Linked DNA regions of Homo sapiens: region 2 is linked to region 1. A link is a contact called in ENCODE Hi-C or POLR2A ChIA-PET data. All regions are on one chromosome and are shown on one strand. The core of a region is the stretch at or near the end of the contact, and the rest is flanking DNA. Distances in the headings are between cores, read along the strand shown.

Evidence for each region. Hi-C counts contacts between places; a loop is a spot of excess contacts on that map. ChIA-PET counts read pairs that join two places held with the same protein, here RNA polymerase II (POLR2A). Pooled maps may share reads with other maps.
Region 2: a pooled map shows a loop between it and region 1 (2.4-fold over the local background). The contact joins the enhancer-like site here to the promoter of SLC11A2 in region 1. A Hi-C loop is called at or near these places in 1 of 50 pooled maps. POLR2A ChIA-PET finds 5 or more read pairs at or near these places in 3 of 52 experiments (H1, activated B cell and activated CD4-positive, alpha-beta T cell).

What each region holds. Positions count from the first base shown.
Region 1 is chr12:51,024,931-51,031,848 of GRCh38, reverse strand. It overlaps SLC11A2 (solute carrier family 11 member 2), which reads left to right and starts at 5,465. Exons shown (of 16, transcript NM_000617.3): 1 at 5,465-5,539. RefSeq lists silencers at 5,085-5,804, 5,815-5,874 and enhancers at 5,280-5,891, 5,892-6,505.
Region 2 is chr12:50,591,750-50,599,442 of GRCh38, reverse strand. The region is part of intron 1 of DIP2B (disco interacting protein 2 homolog B); the gene reads right to left. Among named protein-coding and RNA genes, the nearest start is that of DIP2B, 91 kb to the right of the region's middle. Within about 2 kb of position 1,867, at least 13 of the 41 ENCODE cell types and tissues checked have a DNase peak (open chromatin) inside an H3K27ac peak, as active enhancers do.

The DNA.
Region 1 (6,918 bases), core at 4,216-6,715:
GAGCTCAAGTGATCGGCCCACCTCAGCCTCCCAAAATGCTGGAATTACAGGTGTGAGCCACTGCGCCTGGCCTAATTTTTTATTTTTTGTAAAGATAGGATCTCATTATGTTGCCCTGGCTGGTTTTGAACTCCTGGGCTCAAGTGATCCTTCTGCCTTGGCCTCCCAAAGTGCTGAGATTATAGGTGAGAGCCACCGTGTCCAGCCAAGAAATATATTTTACAGTAACCCCGTACATACATACACACACACGCACACACTCTTAAAGTTGCACAAAACAATACCTACCTTAGTGCCTGTGACATTCTCTGATATTTTCTATTCTATTTTTTAAAAATTCTGGCTGGGCGCAGTGGCTCACGCCTGTCATGCCAGCACTTTGGGAGGCTGAGGCGGGCAGATCACAAGGTCAGGAGTTCGAGACCAGCCTGGCCAACATGGTGAAACCCCCCGACTCTACTAATAATACAAAAATTAGCTGGGTGTGGTGACGGATGCCTGTAATACCAGCTACTTGGGAGGCTGAGGCAGGAGAATTGCTTGAACCTGGGAGGCAGAGGTTGCAGTGAGCCAAGATTGCGCCACTGCATTTTAGCCTGGGTGACAGAGCAAGACTCTGTCTCAGAAAAAAAAAAAAAAAAAATTCTGTTTTATTTCAGCACTTTGGAAGGCCAAGGCAGGTGGATCCCTTGAGTCCTGAAGTTTGAAACCAGCCTGGGCAATATAGGGAGACCCTGTTTTCTTGCTGTGTCCAACTACCTAGAACAACCATTGAGTCAGGAGAAAGAATTATGGATCTCCTGCCCAGGGACCCAGATGAAAGGTCTCTTTGCTTCAGGGCTCTCTTAATAAAAAAAAGAAAAGAAAAAATATTCTGGTTGCAACCTACAGTTTTTTTTTTTTCGCTGGAATGAAGTGGTGCCATCTCAGCTCACTGCAACCTCTGCCTCCTGGGTTCAAGCAATTCTCCTGCCTGAGCCTCCCAAGTGGCTGGGACTACAGGCACCTACCACCACACCCAGCTAACTTTTGTATTTTTATTAGAAACAGGGTTTCACCATGTTGGCCAGGCTGGTCCCAAACTCCTGAGCTCAAGGGATCTTCCCGCCTTGGCCTCCCAAAGTGCTGGGATTACAGGCGTGAACCACTGTGCCTGGCCGCAATCCACAGTGGTTTTTTTTGTTTTTTTTTTTAATTTTTTTTTTCAGAGACAGGGTCTTGCTCTGTTGCCCAAGTTGGAGTGCATTTGCATGATCACAGTTCACTGCAGTCTTGAACTCCTGGAGTTTTCTGTTCTTCTGTGACTACCCTATGTTATTCTTGTCTCAATTTTTTAATGGAAGGGAATTGTTTAAGGTGTACAAGATGGAGGTCCCAATATGGTGTGGTGGTTGAGTCTTGGCTCGTGGGTCTAACAGATTTGTGTTCAAAGCCTGGCTTTGCCACTAACTAGCTGTGTCCTTAGGCAAATTATACTCCAAGTCTCAGATTCCTAATTTGCAAAATGAGAATAATAATAAATAATACTTCCTGCCCCATTAGTTTATTATGAGGATTGTTTTTTTGGTAGAGTCATGGTCTCGCTATGTTGCCCAGGCTGTTTTCAAACTCCTGGCCTCAAGTGATCTGCCTGCCTCGGCCTCCCAAAGTGCTGGGATTGCAGGCGTGAATTTTTGTGCCAGCCTACTACAAGGATTAATGCTTGTGAAGTGTTAAATATAGCGTTTGGTACACAATAAAAATTCAATTAAGGTTGTCAGTTACTCTTAAGTATAAATTGGGGACCAAGAAGGCAAAAATGGAGTGTGTTTTTTGCAGATGGACGGAGGGGAGCCAGGACACAGCTCAGCTTGCTCATGCTCAGAGAGTTAAGCTGCTGACCCTGAAGGCAGGGGGCACACAACTGTATGTGGGAGCCAGACTAAGCAGTCGAGACAGGGCAGACAGTGTGAGAAAGCTGTTGATGAGAGCTGCTGCTGAATAAAATCATCTTTCACCTGTCTACAGCTCCCCAAGTGTTCTTTCTGCTCATCCACCCACTACCTCCGGACCTCAACATGACCTTTGGCGTAGTCTAAACCTGACACTCATAACAGTTACAGATTTCTTTGTCCCTTCTACACTCCCACTTTTTTGAGACAGGGTCTTGCTCTGTCGCAGAGGCTGGAGTGCTCTGGTGTGATCACGACGCACTGCAGCCTTGACCTCCTAGCCTCAAATGATCCTCCCACCTCAGCCTCCCAAGAAGCTGGGATGTTCCACAGGCACGTTCCACTACACTCAGGTAATTTTAAAATTTTTTGTAGAGAGGGGGTCTCCTTATGTTGCCCAGGGTAAGAATTCCTAAACTCAAATAGGCTTTTTCCTGCCAAGACTTTAGTTCGTGGGTGATTTTACAGGTGCTTCTATTTTCCCTTCAAGTGGAACAAATTGGCCCCCAGTCCAATCTGCAGAGACAGCTTTGCCTTGGGGAAGTTACCTGATGTAGAACAAGGACAGGAGACAGGTCAAGTTGTAGTTATTTGACTTTCGTGATTAAGAGAGCCCTGAAGCAAAGAGACCTTTCATCTGGATCCCTGGGCAGGAGATCCATAATTCTTTCTCCTGACTCAATGGTTGTTCTAGGTAGGAACCAGAACCACTTGCTGGAAGCCTGCATTGACTTATTTGAATCGATTACTGCTTTTCTTTCTTTTCCATTCTAAGCTATTATGTTTTTATGGTACTAAGCAGATTTTCTTGAAAACTTCTAGAAAACTGCCTGCTACCTGCAAGAAACTGTTTTCTTCTCTCCTGTATTTTACGCCACCCCAATGCTTCTCCTATGCAGCTTTGTCGTCTAAGTTATTTCCCTGAGGCAAAATTTCCCCATTCTTTCAGCTCCCCTCCTCCCAGATTGAGAAATTCTAGGCTTGCCCTGGACTTCTGTCTTGTAGTCTCTGGGTTTTTTTCCTTTCTTTTTCTTTTCCATCAGGCACCAAGTCCGGAGTTTGCGTGGCTCTGATGTCTGCTCGTGGATCACTGATTGACCAGGCTGAAGCCAGAGGGTCCTTTAGATCCCGAGGGATAATAGAGCAGGCAGCATTTCCACCCACGTTCTGAGACTCCTCATAATTGCCTCAGTGCTGCACGTACCTATATGGAAAATACAAGTGCACTGTCAGGCTTGGGGTTAATGGTTTCACCTCACGTCTCAGAGGAGCAGAGTCCTAGTGCACCTGTGGAGCCTGAACCAGCTGCACTCCAAGAGGAGCAGAGAAGGGAAGCAATTTCTTACTCCACCCCTTTCAACCACTGGCACTCACAGGCTTGCCACCTACTCTTGCTCCTGCCAAATGGTACAGAGATGAAATCTTAGAATAAAATTTTTGAACTCAATAAATTGTTAATTAATATCTAGGAGTGGCAGATATATAATGCTTCTCTTTTCACGACAGGTCAAAGATGAAATCTGATTAGGCTTTGGAGGGCGTGGTTTGCCTCTTGAAATTCCTTGCTCGTCTTTAGAAAGCTGTGTTGCTTAGAGCACCCAAAAGTGCCCTTTATCTAACTGAGGGAGGCGCACTTGTCTTCATATATAGAGGCAGGAGCTGGCATTGGGAAAGTCAAACTAGTTCTGCACCATGAGGAAGAAGCAGCTGAAGACGGAGGCAGCTCCACACTGTGAACTAAGTAAGTAGCCCAGGGAAGCTGCCCAGCTGAGCAGACCTGAAAGGGTGACAAGTACAGCTCTAGCAATTTTATTTTCTAGTTATAATAGAAGTTGCCAAAGGAAAGGTTCCGATCTGGAGGAACTTCATCAAACCTTTCTGAAACTCCACAGATGTACTGTAGCGAGAATCTCAGAACTAATTTGTGCATTTTCTTTTTTCTCCAGGAGAAATTCTGTATGAAAACCAACCTGCTCCAGGAAGCCAAGCCCCCCCCCCCCACTTTTTTTTGGTCCCCGAGTTTGTTTTTACTTCGCACTTTATTTGGATTTTTCTCTTTGCAGTTCACGCTCCTTTCCTCATTTCTTGGTCTCTCTTACTAATGAAATTTTCTCCTAGCTGTTTTTACGTGAATAAAGAAGCTCAATTACCTTTAATGCTGTAAGCAGTGCGAGGGGTCGGGGAGTGAGGGTGGCGGGAGGATCTAATGTTTTTGGTGGCTGTAAACGACATTGCAGAAAATTACGGTAATTTGTTAGGCCATTTATTCCCTCTTCACCAGTTTGGCAGTCTCATCTTCAGAGCAAAAGATACGGTGTGAGGCTGAAACTGGCGATAGAGTGGGATTGCTTTTGGGTAGGTAGGATGAAGTCTGGGGAGAATCGAGTCAGCTGGGCGAGGAGGAAAACAATTCACTACGGAGGCTTGGGAGGACACCTAAGGCGGTCAAACTGGCTGCACTAGCTGATGTTTCTCGGTTCCTCCCAGGTGTGGGGTGCTCTTGGTGGGGCAGCAGATACTATGATGTGGCTCTGGGGGCGCGAGGAAATGTTCCTTCCAGGTGGCTATCCTTTTTTTTTGAGACAGGGTTTTGCTCTGCCACCCAGGCTGGAGTGCAGTGGCACGATCTTGTCTCACCGCAGCCTCCACCTCCCAGGCCCAAGTGATTCTCCCACCTCAGCCCCCGAGTAGCTGGGACCACAGGCGGGCGCCGTGATGCCTGGCTAATTTTTTTTTTTTTTTAGACGGAGTTTTCGCTCTTGTTTCCAAGGCTGGAGTGCAATGGCGCGATCTCGGCTCACTGCACCTCCGCCTCCCGGGTTCAAGCGATTCTCTTGCCTCAGCCTCCCGAGTAGCTGGGATTACAGGCATGCGCCACCACGCCCGGCTAATTTTGTATTTTTAGTAAAGACGGGGTTTCTCCATGTTGGTCAGGCTGGTCTCAAACTCCCGATCTCAGGTGATTCGCCCGCCTGGGCCCTCCAAAGTGCTGGGAGTACAGGCGTGAGCCACCGCGCCCGGCCTTTGCTTGGCTAATTTTAAAATTTTTTGTAGAGACCGGGTCTCACTATGTTGCCCAGGCTGGTATCGAACTCCTGGACTCAAGTGATCCTCCCGCCTCGGTCTCCCAAAGTGCTGGGCATTACAAGTGTGAGCCTCCGCGCCTGGCCTGGCTACCCTTTACAGGATAGAGCTATACCTCGTAGCTTGATTGTCAGTACCTAACGTGGCGCCACGGCGAACTAGGGCAGGAATCTTATCTGTCCCCAGACTGCTAGCGGACTGGAGCTCCCCAGTCCAGGGGCTGTGTGGGTCTGGCCAACGCAAGCAGCAACTAGGCAGCATGCAGCTCCCGCCGGGTGCCCCAGGGGCCGCCGCGTGCCCCAGGGGCCGCCGCATCCAGACTCCGCGTGGGCGGAGCCTAGGTCCCTGGTCTGCGGGCCACGCATCCCGGCCGCTGCAGGGACTCCAGCCAATAGGGATGTGCGGCTGCCGTCCTGTCGACCAATCGCGGGGAGGGGAGGGCGTTAGCCAGCGTGGCGCTGGCTCCCGGAATATGGAGCCCTGGGCGCGGGGGCGGCGTGTCAGGTGGTTGCGGAGCTGGTAAGGTGAGGGGAAGGCAAGGTCAGGGGTCACGGCATTCCGCTCGCTGGCAGGGAGGGGCGCGGGGCGGCTCGAGGGCCTGTGTCGGGGGTCAGGCTCCGGGGCTAGGATGCGACACCGGCTCGCCGTGCGGGGCTGTGAGGGGAGGTGTGGCCAGGGAGGGCCTCAGGCCCAGAGTCCAGGACTGATGGAGTCGCGCCATTCAGAGAAAGACCCAAAGATGGGGGCAGGGAGGGAACGCCGGAGGTCGCGGGGGTCTCGCCCCTTCCCCGCCGCGGCCTAGGACACATGGCCCAGCTCCCAGCTGCACCGGATGGCGCGCCCGGCCTGTGTCGGGGTGCGCTGACCTGCTTCGACGCCTCGAAAGAGGCCGACGGGCACAGGGCAAGGTCTTTCGTGGCCTCTTCGTCGGCGCCGCAGGGGGCCGGGCTGCTCTCCGGGGCCTCCCGCCGCCCCGCTTCAACAAAAGACTCATTATAACCTAACCGACTTCAGGGAGCGCCTTCTGTGTGAATAGCCTGCATACGCGGCTCAGTAATTGTGGGTAGATTGGTTTTAAGGCTGTTTGTGTAGCTCTCAGGGACCCTCTGGATTCCAGGCTCCAATGAGCAGGGTTTTTCTACAGGGGGATATTGCACATATGTAAGTGGGCTGGATGGCTCTCCCAGCTGTGCGTTTCATGTGTCCCCACTTTTAAAGCTACCGCTTAAATGTGACATCTCTTGCAAAAGCAAAAATTATATGGAAGGAGAGTTTGCAAGGGGAGATAGGCTTCTAAAAACTTGCTGGCCTCAATTTTAGTGACTGTTGGTGAAAAATGGAGAAGCTATGTTTACACTGACTTCTGGAACCCGAAGCCCCACCAGTTCGCATGATTTCTTGGCTTTGTAAATCTTTGAGCATGTTGTTTGCCTCTTTCTTCTTTTGTTCCACGTACTTAAAATGGGGATTGATAATATCAGTCTTACAGGGTTGTTGGTATGAAATTAGTTAATAAACAACAAAGTACTTAGAACTCTTGATGTGGAGGAGTTTTTGTTGTTGTTACCTTCTTTCCCCTTAACACTTCTAAAGAATTCTAACCTTATTACTTATTCTTTGCTCAGAGTCTCATGACTTATCACCAGTGAACCCGCCGGCCTATACTTTCCATTGACATCATTAACTTTGATCTGAGGGTATAGTGTAGTTATATGTGACTAGAGGATTTCTGCTGCGTGTTTGTTTTATTAAATACGGTTGGAAACTATCATTATACTAGGTCATTTATTGTGATACCTGTGTTGGGTAAATGAAACCTGAAACCTTCGGCTGTTTATTTTTTCATTGGACAGTATTTCATTGACAGTCTTGCTTGGCCTACTCAGTTTATTTTGGAGCCAGT
Region 2 (7,693 bases), core at 618-3,117, 430 kb after region 1:
GGTTTCACCATGTTGGTCAAGCTGGTCTCATACTCCTGACCTCAGGAGATCCACCCACCTTGGCCTCCCAAAGTGCTGGGATTACAGGCGTGAGCCACCGTGCTCAGCCTGTTCAAGAGTTTTTAAATTTTAATTTTTTTTTTTTTTTTTTGAGACAGGGTCTCACTCTGTGGCCCAGGTTGAAGTGAAGTGGTGCCATCTCGGTTCACTGCAACCTTCACCTCCAGAGCTTAGGCAATCCTCCCACCTCAGCCTCCTGAGTAGCTGGGACTACAGGTGCAGGCCACCATGCCCTGCTAATTTCTGTATTTTTTTGGTAGAGATGGAGTTTTGCCATGTCGCCCAGGCTGGTCTTGAACTCCTGGACTCAAGCAATCTGCCCACCTCAGACTCCCAGAGTGCTGGGATTACAGGCCTGAGCCACTGTGCCCAGCCAAGAGTTTTTTTTTTTTTTAATGTTTATATGTGTTGACCCAATACTTCTTCTAGGAATCTACCCAAAAGAAAGACAAAAATGTGTCCACTCAATGGGAAAGGATAGGAGAGGGGGGAGAGGGGAGGGGGAGAGGGGAGGGGGAGAGGGGAGGGGGAGAGGGGAGGGGGAGAGGGGAGGGGGAGAGGGGAGGGGGAGAGGGGAGGGGAGAGGGGAGGGGGAGGGGGAGGGGGAGGGGAGAGGGGAGGGGAGGGGAGGGGGAGGGGGGAGGGGGGAGGGGAGGGAAGGGGATCTGAAGACATCTTGGAAGATGCTGGTAAAGGATTATCATCAAAGCTGCAACTGAAAGAAAGAATAAAAAAGGGAAAGGAGATGTTTTATATTCTCATTAGAGAAAGGAGAGCAGGCTGCTTTGTAAAAGCATCCATTTATAGATGACCAGAGAGATGACGCAGTGGCAGTCACGAGGAATTTGGTGTTGCAAAAGGATACATTTTAGAGCAATGTGAGAAGTAGTGGAAAAGCCAGGTAAAATAATATGTTCCAGAAGTCTCTAAGAGGAAGAGGATGGAATCAGGGGGTTGAGGGAGGGAAAAGGAGGGTAGTGTGAGGGAGGAACAGAAGGCAGGCCAACAAAAGGACTTGTGTTAAGATTCTCCCTAAGGGTGTAAGTCTAGAATTAAAACTACTTAACTTTTTTTAAATATATATATTCAAGAAGGCCACATCTTGTGATGAAGGTTGAATCCAATGTTTCCAAGACAGTATCATCCTTATTACCTTAATTATGTGGCTAACCCAGTTTTTATAAATGATCAGGATTCCTGGTCTCTCCTTCCTCTAAAGGAAAGAGAAAAAGTCCTTTGCTCAGTAATGCAAAAGTGGGGTAGGTGCAAATGACTTGACGGCATTAAAGAAACTAAATCAAACTCATATTTAGAAATTACTTGAGTTATTTCTGAAACTTACATCAGTCAGTCATATGGCTGCTCTGGACCCAACCTGAAGGAATTAAGTGTGACCCCGTTCAGTTCAGCAAGCGTGCTCACTTTATCTCACTAAGTTTGCATAAAGAAAAGGAAATCTGAAAGACTGAAAACAGCTCAGCCAATGAGTAAAACTATCAAAAGAACTTGACTGTTCAGTTTTCATCCTTCTCCTTAATTGTGAGAATTCACTTTAATGCATACTTTATGTGCACAAAGACTGAAAATGTAATTACAAAAAAAGCAGCTCTAAAATACTATTAAAGCACTCTGTTGTTTCGGCTAAACAGGAGTCGGCAGTCATCACACACTTGCCAGTCTGTATCACTTGTGACTCAGTCAAGGACTGAACAGGAAATGTGCATGAGCCACCCTCACTGACTCCCATGTGCTGTGTTCTCCTCCTCTCAAACTCCCCCAGATCCATCAGACAACACGCATCCCATCCTCTGATTCAAAGAAGTGATGCTCGTTTGTATTAACGCTCCTCCATGCATAGAAGGGCTCAGCACCACCTAATGGTGCTATATTAAGGTAACACTCTTATTTTTAACCTTTTCCCTGTTTAGAATAATCAAAAAAGTGAGATAGCTGCTGTCTGCGTACTCCAGTTATTTGCCCAATGGATAAACTAAGAAAATTATTTAGATGAAGTACTATGATACTGACAAAGATCCAAAGATTTCAATATAAGATGCCAGATTTTCAAATGCCTTTTCTTAAAATATTTTTTAAATGATTTAAGTAGTTATGTTGTCAAATAATTAATAGTTTCCCCATTCCAACATGTGCTATTGAGCCCTTAAAAAGAATGAAGTAAATCTACATATGTTGACATGGAAAGTTCTCTAAGATAATTATGTGAAAAACAAGGTGCAGAAGAGTTTGTGTAGTGGAGTGCCTTGGTATAAATGGTGTCTCTGGGTATATATTCTTGTTTTGCCTAAAAGGCCATAGAATTCACAAAAGACTGGGGAAATTGGTAAGTTTCCCTACCTACATAACAAAAAAACTAAATTATTTCTTTTAAAATTTAAATTTCTAAAAGAAGTTAGTGGAAATATTTACTCATATAAATATCTGACTACATTTAAAGTAAATACTAATGATTCTTTCATAAAAAGTAATAACCACCAAGTTTTAAGGAAATATAACTAACCAAGACAAGTGACAGCTATTTTTAAAAACACGTAAATAAGATTTATCTAAATATCTTGGGTTATCCAACTCCTTAGTTACCGAATTCTCAGTCTATTTTTTTCATCTGTTTATTTATTTATTTAGAGACTGGGTTATGAGACTGGCTAAGTTTTGAATTTTTGGTAGAGGTGGGGTTTCGCCATGTTGCCCAGGCTGGTCTCAAACTCCTGGGCTCAAGTAATCCACTGTCTCAGCCTCCCAAAGTGCTGGGATTACAAGTGTCAGTGACGGCACCTGGCCATGAATTCTGTCTATTTTAATTCCACTTGAAAACTGTCTCTTTTAGGATCATCCAAACCAGGTCAACCTTCTGAGAGGTTCCCAGTCCTGGAGACAGGTCAAAAGTGAAGCTCAGACTGGTCTGGCACTTATACAGCCATTAGGAAGAGATGAGCAGAAAAGCTCTAAGATTCCACAGCCCAGACTGGCTATGGATATTAACGACCTGCCTCCAACCATCCATACCTGTTCTTTTGTTAATCTGTTTTTACCACCATGCAAGAGAGACAACCAAACTCATACAGTCAAAACTGAGTCATAAGACCCTCTCCCAATTTTTTATTTTTTGTTTCTACTTATAATTCTTACTTTTATACTTCTAAAACAATTCTATCCCTGTTAAAGACTCCTTTCGATATACTAAGTTTACTTACAAGTAAATTTGGAAACATGGAACTTCAACTACAAAGCACTCATAAATGACCTTGAATTCTTCTTACATGAACCAAAGTCTTACAGCCATGGACTTCTCAGACTAGAATACTACATGAAGATGGGAGCACCTATTGGCAAAGTATGATCAAATTATTCTGCTTTACTGAACATTATAAATTCCTTACATACAGCAGAAAGATATGTTCCAGGAACTACTGGAGATCACAAAGGTACAAAGAAATCCTACTCCTTGAGGGTGATAAGGCAAGACTGAGAGTGGAGGAGGAGACGGTGGGAGCACTTCAATATATTCCCAGGAGGTCACGTGCCAGAGGCTATTTATTTACTTTCTCATACATTTTTACTTGAGTCCATGGGAGATTTTACTTCTATGAATAAATGGCTTATTTTATAATGTAAATCAATACACAGACTTGTTGCTGAATACGTTCAACTGTCACAAAGTAAGAAAACTGTTCTAGAGGAACATGTATGTAGTATTCTCCTCAATGGCCACATTAAATATAATCTTGACGTACTTGATACTTTCTGTTAATAAAAAACTGGCTGGGCTCAGTGGCTCATGCCTGTAATCCTAGCACTTTGGGAAGCCAAGGCAGACAGATTGCTTGAGCCTAGGAGTTCAAGACTGGCCTGGGCAACATGGTGAAACACCACCTCTACAAAAACTACAAAAAAGCCCAGGTGTGGTGGTGCATGCCTGTAGTCCCAGCTACCCAGGGAGGCTGAAGTGGGAGGCAAGTTGAGGCTGCAGTTGAGCTAAGCTGTGATCGGGAGCCATTGCTCTCTAGCCCTGGTGACAGAGTGAGACCCTGTCTCAAAACAAATAAATAAATAAATAAATTTTTAAAAAATGAAAAACCTTACCAGTTTACTCTCCTAGCTAAACAGATTCACCACCACACAAAGGGTCAGAGAATGTACGACTGTGTGCACGACTAGCTTGCAAACACGCATCACCAGAGTCAGCATGGTTTTGCTCTCATTATTAGAGCCAATGGCTGTGAATGTGTTTATTCCTTTTAAAATGCAAGCTTGAGCTTAATTTATATGGCCAATTTAACTTAACAGTAGTATGAAAATCATTTTTAAAACATATCATGTTATTCAAAGTAGATATTTCTTTCAATAAAAAGAAAATGTCAAAGCACATAGTACTACATTACAGTTAAATGCAAAAAGGTGAATCTTGGAATCTGCAGGACAAGCCCATTAAGAGTTGTCATTCAAACCTGACAGTTATTTCACATTGTTAAAATAAGCCAGATAACGCTACCTAAAAACTAGTAATGTGAAATAAAAACAGCAAAACATATAAACTGATATAATACCAAGACAGACTAGCAACGCACATTTTATTATATATAAAACCATAAATATCTTTTAATATGTAATATTAGAGGTGGGTTAAACTTTTTAAATATATTTTGATATTTTCGATGACTTTTTCCTATTTGACAATTAATGTTGAACTCTCAATTAATAATCTGATCATGTAAGCTGCTTCACACTTATATAAATGCAGTATACTGTTATGTAAGTCCTAAACTATATCATATGAGGTAATACACGTACCAAGCTTAACACTAATACGTATTGACTTTACAAAATTAAAGAAAATTCTGCTGAATTCTAAACTGAACCGAAACATCAGCCAAATACAAAAGAGTTTCTTTTCTTGTAAAGGCCTCATCAATAAAATTAAACCTAAAATAATTCTCATAAAATCCCTTGAGGTAAACACTATTCTTATAGGTATGGGAATTCATATCAAAGAGAAAATAGCTAAAGATGTCATGGTTCATATTCAAACTCAGGACATCTGTTTCTGTGCTCTTAATTATTGAGGCAGTGGAGAAGGGTTGGTTGGGCTTTGATACCTCACATTTAAAAAGAAACAAAGGAGGCTGGGTACAGTGGCTCATGTTTGTAATGCCAGCACTTTGGGAGGCTGAGGCGGGTGGATTACCTGAGCTCAGGAATTCGAGACCAGCCCAGCCAACAGGGTGAAATCCCACCTCTACTAAAAATACAAAAAAAATTAGCAGAGCATGGTGGCAAACACCTGTAATCCCAGCTACTCAGGAGGCTGAGGCAGGAGCATCACTTGAACCTGGGAGGCGGAGGTTGCAGTGAACCCAGATGGCGCCATTGCATTCCAGCCTGGGCGACAAGAGTGAAACTCCATCAAAGAAAGAAAAGAAAAGATAAGAAAAGAGAAGAGAGGAAAAGGAGAGGGGAGGGGAGGAGAGGGGAGGGGAGGAGAGGGGAGGAGAGGGGAGGGGAGGAGAGGGGAGGGGAGGGGAGGGGAGGGGACGGGAGGGGAGGGGAGAGGGGAGGGGAGGGGAGGGGAAGGGAGAGGGGGGGGGAGGGGAGGGGAGGGGAGGGGAGGGGAGGGGAGGGGAGAGGAGAGGAGAGGAGAGGAGAGGAGAGGAGAGGAGGGGAGAGGAGAGGAGAAAAGAGTGTATTCCTAGTAGGAACTACTGATTTCCCAATAATGCCCACATCTCATCTCTACTTGTGGCCTTAGGTGATTCAGTAATCTCTGATGGGCTCTTTCTCATCTGCAAAATGGGTGGAATAATTTTTAGGTTGGGACATATCCTTAATGGACTGCTTTGTGTTTCCTTTTTTTTTTTTGTTTTGAGACAGAGTCTCGTTTTGTTGGCAGGATGGAGTGTAGCAGCGCGATCTCAGCTCACTGCAACCTCCGCCTCCCGGGTTCAAGTGACTCTCCTGCCTCAGCTTCCCAAGAAGCTGGGACTACAGGTGCATGTCACCACGCCTAGCTAATTTTTGTATTTTTAGTAGAGACGGGGTTTCACCATGTTGGCCAGGATGGTCTCGATCTCTTGACCTCGTGATCCGCCCACCTTGGCCTCCCAAAGTGCTGGGATTACAGGCGTGAGCCACTGCACCCAGCCAACAAGTTCTACATTTTTAAAAGACTGAACTCCACTCTGGTCTTAAACCAGGACATTAAGTCTAGGGCTATACACAAGTTCTACTTATTGTATGGGTTTTAATTCCAGCCAAGTATATAAAACAATGAGAAAGGCTGTAGAAGCATAAACTTAAGTTTAGCTCAAACTGAAATTTGGTTGCCTTGTGTGCAAATTCAGGAAGTACGGAGAATAGGTCTAATGGCAAGGACTAACACTGACAACTTGTCATATTTAAATTCTCCAGTGAACAGGTCAGCCATCAGTGCCTAGAGAATATGACAATGCCCAACTGCTTTGGAGTTCAAAGAAAGGAAGAAAACCAACATTTAGAAGCACCTATTACTGACAGGCTAGAGGCTTTCAGGTGCACGATCTTATAAAAAAGCATCATACTATTAGTTATGAACCACTAAAGAAAATAAATAATCTGGCCGGGTGCAGTGGCTCACAGCTTAATCCCAGCACTTTAGGAGGCCGAGGCGGGCAGATCACAAGGTCAGGAGTTCGAGACCAGCCTGACCAACATGGTGAAACCCCATCTCTACTAAAAATACAAAAATTAGCCAGGCGTAGTGGCGTGTGCCTGTAATCCCAGCTACTCAGGAGGCTGAGGCAGGAGAATTGCTGGAACTCAGGAGGCGGAGGTTGCAGTGAGCTGAGATCGTGCCACTGCACTCCAGCCTGGGTGACAGAGTGAGACTCAGTCTCAAAAAAAAGAAGAAAGAAAATAAATAATCTAAAAGTTAAGGCCCGGCGCAGTGGCTGATAACTATAATGCCAGCACTTTAGGAGGCCAAAGCAGGAGGACTGCTTGACCCTAGGCAACAACATGAAACCTTGTCACAACAAAAAAAATTAAAAATTAGCCAGACATGGTGGCACTTGTCTGTAGTTCCAGCTACTCAGGAGGCTGAGGCAAGAGGATTGCCTGAGCCCAAGAGTTCGAGGCTGCAGTGAGCTACGATGGTGTCACTATACTCCAGCCTGGACAACAGGCTGTCTCTAAAAAAATAAAAATAAAGATCGGCTGGGCGCAGTGGCTCACGCCTGTCATCCCAGCACTTTGGGAGGCCAAGGCAGATGCATCACTTGAGGTCAGGAGTTCGAGACCAGCCTGGTCAACACGGTGAGACCCCCGTCTCTACTAAAAACACAAAAATTAGCTGGGCATGGTGACACATGCCTGTAATCCCAGCTACTTGGGAGGCTGAGGCAGGAGAATCACTTGAACCCGGGAGGCAGAGGTTACAGTGAGCCAAGATCGCACCACTGCACTCTAGCCTGGACAACAGTGCAAGACTCCATCTCAAAAAAAAAAAAAACACACAAAAATAAAGAAATAAAAGTTAATAAACAATATCGTTTTAGTCCCCTGATACGTAAAATAGCAGCCAGAATGCAAAAACTCTCATTTATACAATGTAGTATAAGAATTTTATCATATGGCTGGGCAC